Regions from separate parts of the Homo sapiens genome. Here region 1 is linked to region 2. Evidence: chromatin contacts called from ENCODE Hi-C data. All regions are on one chromosome and are shown on one strand. The core of a region is the stretch at or near the end of the contact, and the rest is flanking DNA. Distances in the headings are between cores, read along the strand shown.

What was found. Hi-C counts contacts between places; a loop is a spot of excess contacts on that map. Pooled maps may share reads with other maps.
Region 1: a loop to region 2 is called in a pooled map, with 21 times the contacts of the local background. The contact joins the promoter of VAC14 here to the promoter of WWOX in region 2. A Hi-C loop is called at or near these places in 5 of 50 pooled maps.

Annotation. Positions count from the first base shown.
Region 1 is chr16:70,799,641-70,802,722 of GRCh38, reverse strand. It overlaps VAC14 (VAC14 component of PIKFYVE complex), which reads left to right and starts at 1,565. Exons shown (of 19, transcript NM_018052.5): 1 at 1,565-1,926. The coding sequence starts at 1,823. HYDIN (HYDIN axonemal central pair apparatus protein) reads left to right here. Exons shown (of 86, transcript NM_001270974.2): 86 at 1-639. RefSeq lists enhancers at 1,530-1,589, 1,257-1,879 and a silencer at 1,670-1,859.
Region 2 is chr16:78,098,404-78,101,854 of GRCh38, reverse strand. WWOX (WW domain containing oxidoreductase) reads right to left here and starts at 2,201. Exons shown (of 9, transcript NM_016373.4): 1 at 1,970-2,201. The coding sequence starts at 2,076. RefSeq lists an enhancer at 1,468-1,967.

The sequences.
Region 1 (3,082 bases), core at 316-2,815, 7.3 Mb after region 2:
CAAATTACCACAAAACTAGGAGAGCAAAACAACACAAATTTATTATCTCACAGTTTCCATGGGTTGAGAGCCCAGTGTGAACTGGATTCTCAGCTCAGGGTTCCACAAGGCTGAAATCAAGGTGCTGGCCAGCTGCATCCTCATCAGGAGGCTCAACTAGGGAAAGATCTGCTTCCAAGGACCCTCAATGTGTTGGCAAAATTCATTCCTTTGTGGCCATATGACTAAACTCCTTACAGGAGAGTCTCTCTTCCAGTTCAAATTTCTTCTAATCTCTTTTAAGTACTCACTTGATTCGGTCAGGCCGACTCAAGTTAATCTCTCTTTTTATTAATTCAATGTCTGCTGATTAGGGACCTTAATTACATCTGCAAAATCTCTTCTGCGATATTACATAATATAATCATGTGAGTGATGCATAGCCCATCATATTTACAAGTCTTGTTCACGCTGAAAGAGGGCATAATACAGGGCATGAACACGAAGGGGTGGGAATATTGGAGGTCATCCTAGAATTCTGCCTACTTTTGCCCTTTACTCATTGCGTCCCTGTTTCTGTTGAGGAAAATACTCCATTTTCAAGACTGTTATAAGGCCTATATATGCACTTTTCATTCATTAAAGAAAAGTATCACCATGCATTCTGAAACTGTTATTCTTTGAGCTCCACTGTAATCTAGCCCTTGTCCTAAGTCCCTGTTCACTCTGAAAGCTTATGATAGGAAAGGCTGATGCACCTCCCTGTTAACTGCATGTTTACCACACTCCGGCCATAAATTGCTTTTAAATATTTTGCCACATAGTTGGGATTTCTGTCTCACCATGTAATGTGATTCCCGAAGCAGCTGAAGGGGCTGCTTTCCAGGGGACCTATCTAGAGACCCGCACTCAGCAGATCTGGGGCCTTTCTCTCTGTCTGTAACCAGCCCTCCTAGGCATCAGAGCATGTTAAACACACCCCCAAATGGTGGAGTGACAGACACTGGTGGTACCTGAGATCTTAGGTGGTAGACAGGTAGTGCCATTTTTAATTGAGAATTTATTTTGATGTGTCTTAGAAAAAATATACCTATTCAAACTCATGGTTTTAGGGCATAAGCAAAGCTAAAAGAGATTTAAGGTATTTTTTAAAGTGAGTTGATTTGAGGAAAACATTAAATAGATAATACAAGTGGCTAGAATATGGTGAAAGTGATGACAGTGTTACTGCAGTTAGGGAAACGTCTGCATCTAGGAAATTGGTAAGTGACCAACTACTGAATGAACTAGTGAATTCGGTGACTATTGAATAAATTATGTTAAGTGAATCAGACTCCAAGAACCCATTCGGTCTTACGAACGTCTACAGAAGCCCACCACGTGCCATCAGTTGGGCGTGAGCTACACACCCATTAAAGCACGTCTCAAACCACACTCCAGCTACCTGGCGCGCAGCGCGATAGTGTGTGCAGTGTGGGTGGAGCCTTCCGAGGGCGTGGCCAATCCACCTGCGGCCTGCGGTGGGGGCGTGGCTGGAGAGGGGCGGGCCCTCGCGACGGAAGGCGGAAGTGCTGTAGAGTCATGTGACTCGAGTAACATGGCCGCTGTCTCGTGAGTCCCGCTAGTGCCGGGCGGGAGTTGTTAAGCGGCCAGGGTCAGGTGTGCTGGAGCGGGGTCCGGGCCCGGGTTCCAGGGCGAGGCGGCGGAGCGTGGCAGGCAAGCCTAGAGCGGCGTGGTCCATGCGCCGGCGCCGGGGGCAGAGCGGAGCCGCAGACTCCCCTGGCCCCGGCGCGGCCCCGGCAGCCGCGGGCTAAGGAGTCGCGAGGTTCCCCCAGCTGCCACCATGAACCCCGAGAAGGATTTCGCGCCGCTCACGCCTAACATCGTGCGCGCCCTCAATGACAAGCTGTACGAAAAGCGGAAGGTGGCAGCGCTGGAGATCGAGAAGTAAGAGCCGCCAGGACCCCTCCCTGGCTATGCAGCCCCTGACTGCTCTGCTCCCCAGGGGGACTTCTCACGCCTTCCCAGCCAGGGTTACTTTCCCAGGTTTTAGGCCCTTACCTTAGCGCAGTGTTTAAGAGCAGATTGGGAGCCATATCTGGGAGTCCCTGCTTTACTCCTGACTGGCTGTGTGATTTGGTCCCAGCTTTTTAACCTCCCGGTGCCACAAAGGGCTGCAGTGAGAATGAAGTGACATCATGTATGGGTAGTGCTTTGCACAGTGCATGGCACATGGTGAGTCTTCGGTGCGGTGCCACCCAAACCAGCAAATCAGAGAGTTGTCTCTGTGGTGAGAGAGAAGTCAGAAGCCGGAGAATTTGCAGGTGATGCTGACCAGCCTGGTTTCTTACCCAGCTTCTGAGAAGTGAAGGAGATTGTTAGTGACCAAGTAGAGAAATCAGGTCGGAAAACTCGTGATCTCAAGGCTCAGAGAGTTTTTTGTTTTATCTGTGTTATAACACCCTTCCCTGCAAGTGGAAGTAGAAATAATTTGACCTTTCTTGCTTCTGCAGTCTTGTTACATGTATGTGTAACAATGATCTGATATTTTACTTTATTTCCCAATGTACAAAACAGCGAAAGTTTAACTGGGGATGTTTTATTTATTTTTTTTTCTGCAGTATTATTTTACTTTTGTGGGTTTTTTCCCAGTCACATTTTAGTGTTAAAGTCAAGTGAGTGAGTGATTTCAGAAAATTGGAAAGAAGCAGGCTGTGAAACTGGAAGAATACCAGTCTGCGAGTCAGAAAAGGTGAATTGTATTTCTGTTCTGTCCAGTAGAGTAGCCGTTGGCCGTGCGTAGCTATTATAAATTTAAATTATTAAAGATTAAACTTTAGTTTCTCAGTCACACTACCCGTATTTCAAGTGTTCAATAGCCACATGTAGCTATTGGCTGCTATATAGGGCAGCACAGATTATAGACTGTTTCCATCATTGCAGAATGCTCTATTGGACTGCTCTAATCTATTCCGTGGTGTGACATTCATTCGTTAACCTGGGGCAAATTCCTTAACTCAGGGTTTCTCAGCCTCTGCACCATTCACATTTTGGGGCAGATGATTTTTGGTTGTAGTGGGCTGTCCTGTGCCTTGCAGGATTT
Region 2 (3,451 bases), core at 952-3,451:
ATGACAACTGGCTCTTATTTGCCTCGGTATAACCAGTGCCAGCCAAAGGCCTGTCACATAATACCTGTGTGTGTCTTGAATGAACTCATCAGAACTTGGTTGTTTTTCCTCTACCTTGCCACCAAAGGCAGCAGTGGTTCACATCCTTGCATAGATTAGAATCACCTGGGAGGGAAGATTTTACAACCTACCAAGGGAGAGGGGAGGGGCCAAACCAATTAAATCAGAAATTCTGGGCTGACGCAGTGGCTCCTGTCTGTAATGCCAACACTTTGGGGGGCCGAGGTGGGCGGATCACTTGAGGCCAGGAGTTGGAGACCAGCCGGGCCAACAGCGCGAAATTAGCCAGGCCTGGTGGCGGGCGCCTGTAATCCCAGCTATTCGGGAGGCTGAGACACGAGAATCGCTTGAACTCGGCATGCAGAGGTTGCAGTGAACCGAGATCGCACCACGGCACTCCAGTTTGGGCGACGGAGCGAGACCCTGTCTTTAAAAAAAAAAAAAAAAAGGCCGGGAGCGGTAGCTCACGCCTGTAATCCCAGCACTTTGAGAGGCCGAGGCGGGAGGATCACGAGGTCAGGAGATCGAGACCATCCTGGCTAACACGGTGAAACCCCGTCTCTACTAAAAACACAAAAACTTAGCCGGGCGTGGTGGCGGGCGCCTGTAGTCCCAGCTACTCGGGAGGCTGAGGCAGGAGAATGGCGTGAACCCGGGAGGCGGAGGCTGCAGTGAGCCGAGATCGCGCCGCTGCACTCCAGCCTGGGCGACAGAGCAAGACTCCGTCTCAAAAGAAAAAAAAAAAAGAAAAACCCTCTGGAAGTGGGGCCCAGAAAAAGGCTCTTACAAAAAAAGTTTCCCAGATGCTGAAAATCAGATTTACATCCATGTTTCTCAAAACCAGGTGATATTCCACCTCACCTGGAAAGCTTAAAAAAAGAGACTCCCAAAGTTGAGAGTCGGCTACAGTAGGTTCTCTATGGAGACCCAAAACGTGTATTTAGGACATTTCCTAGGTGATTCTAAGGTGCCGATATAAGAGGCACTGTCGTATCTTAAGAGCAATCAAGGAACGACAGTTAAGGAACAGAGAGTACCTACTAGACACGGTGCTATGTGCTTTACGCACAGTGCCTGAACTGACCCTCGTATCAACCCATTTTACAGGTGAAAAAACCAAGATTAAACGTTATTTCAATGGCCCAAGGTCACACAGTTAAAGATGAAGGCTCTGCTGGGGTTTCCAAAACTTTCCCAGGAAATGATAGTGAAGCTATCTAGGACTGCTACTAAAAAATACTCCTGGCTAGGCGCAGTGGCTCACGCCTGTAATCTCAATTCTGGAGGCTGAGGCAGGTGGCCTGCTTGAGCCCAGTAGTTCGAGACCAGCCTGGGCAACATGGTGCGACCCTAGTCTCTACAAATACTTAAAAAATTAGTCGGGCATAGTAGTGCACGCTTGTAGTCCCAGCCACTCAAGAGGCTGAGATGAGAGGATTGTCTGAACCCAGTAGGTAGAGGCTACAGTGGGCTATGATGGCACCCCTGCACTCCAGCCTGGATGACTGAGCAATACCGGTCTGGACAAAACAAAACAAAACACAACAAAACTCCTATCCCTGCAACCCAGAGCCTGCAGGAGGGAGCTGAGCATGTGCGCTTTTTAAAACATCTTTATTTTTTGGCGGGGATGAGGCCGCTTTGCCCTCGCCGCGCCGCGCAGTGCTGCATCCTGAACAGCAGAGGGCGCGCCGGGAAGCCACCAGGTGACCCCCGCTGGACCCGAGGCCCACCAAGGGGGCCGGCCCCTACTGGGAACCCTGGACCCTTTTCCCTGAAGCTCCTTAACAGTTACTTTCACTTTGCACCGCACGCGCTGCGCTGGAGTGCGCGTCCTCCCCGCGCAGGTGGCGTCCGTGGGCTGTGCAGGGTCCCAGGTGCGTCCGCGGCCCCACTGCGGCCCCCTTACTTGGCGTAGTAAACCCAGCCGTCCTTGGTGGTTCTCTCCTCCCAGCCCGGAGGCAGCTCGTCCTCACTGTCCGTGTCGTCCAGCCCCGCGTAGCGCAGCGCTGCCATGGCTGACTGTGGAGGCACCTGGCCCCCCTATCGCCCGCTGCCGGGTCCACTCGCTCAGGAACTCACTCCCGCTCCAAACGAGACCCGCGCGCGTCGGGGCCCGACCGCTCACGCCTGCGCACTGCGCCCTCCAGGGGCCGCTCCGCCGACCACGAAGCTGAAATCCAGTCTCCGCAATATCGCGACGGCCGGCGTCAAAGGGGCAGGGCCTGGAGAGGAAGGCGGTGAAAGTGCCTAAGAGATCGCGCTGCCGCCGGGCTAGACAGCAAAGCCGGAGAGCGCTCCGAGGCGCTAGAGATAGAGCGGAGCCTTGTCAGCCTCCCCGCCGCAGGGAAGGGGCGTGCGCATCCAGTTTCGGGCCAGGACTCCGCCCGTTGCTGGGCGACCCGTAATCACTTCCGCGTTGTTCTGGCCAATCCTGCAGGAGCCCGGCAATTGGATATGGGAAATGTAGTCCAGGTGGCGCCTGACCAAAAAGCGGCGCCCGACTAAAAAGCGGCGCCCATGCTGTTGTCCTGGGCTTCTGTCTCTCCTTGCCTTGGGGTCTCGTGAAAGTCCGTGATCACAAACCTTCCAGGGCTTGCCAGCATTCGTGCTGATTCACAACCTTTGTTTTGCATATGAACACAATGTTAAAATATAACCTGGAGAACTTAAAACTGCTGATTCCTGATTTCCTGGTTTTAGAGAACTTTCTTTCAGCCAAAACACATAATAGAGACTGTGATAATAGAGACTGTTGTTTAATAGAGACTCATGATAATAGAGACTGATGATAATAGAGACTGATTGATAATAGAGACTGTTGATAATAGAGACTGATGTTTACGGAGCACTTAATGTGCGGTCCAGGCCAGAAATGCACAGACATCACATGTAGCTGACACCTTTGTGTAGTGGGCACAACTCAGACAGGGTAGCTAGGCCGGGCTCAGTGGCTCATGCCTGTAATCCAAACACATTAGGAGGCTGAGGCAGGAGGATCACTTGAGGCCAGGAGTTTGAGAACAGCCTGGGCAACATCGCAAGACCCCTGTCTTTACCAAAAATAATTATTTTTTTAGTTTGCCGGGCGTGGTAGTGCACATCGGTAGTCCCAGCTACTCATTGAGGCTGAAGGGGGAGGATCACTTGAGCCCAAGAAGTCGAGGCTGCAGTGAGCTATGATCGGGCCACTGCACTCCAGCATGGACGACAGAGAGAGCTGCTGTCTTTAAAAAACTGCCTCACCTTTAGAGAATTTCCTTTAGTAAGTCTGGAATAGGTCCAGAATCTGGAAAGAAAGGGAGGGAGGGAGGGAGGGAGGGAGGAAGGAAGGAAGGAAGGAAGGAAGGAAGGAAGGAAGGAAGGAAGGAAGGAAGGAAGGAAAATAAAA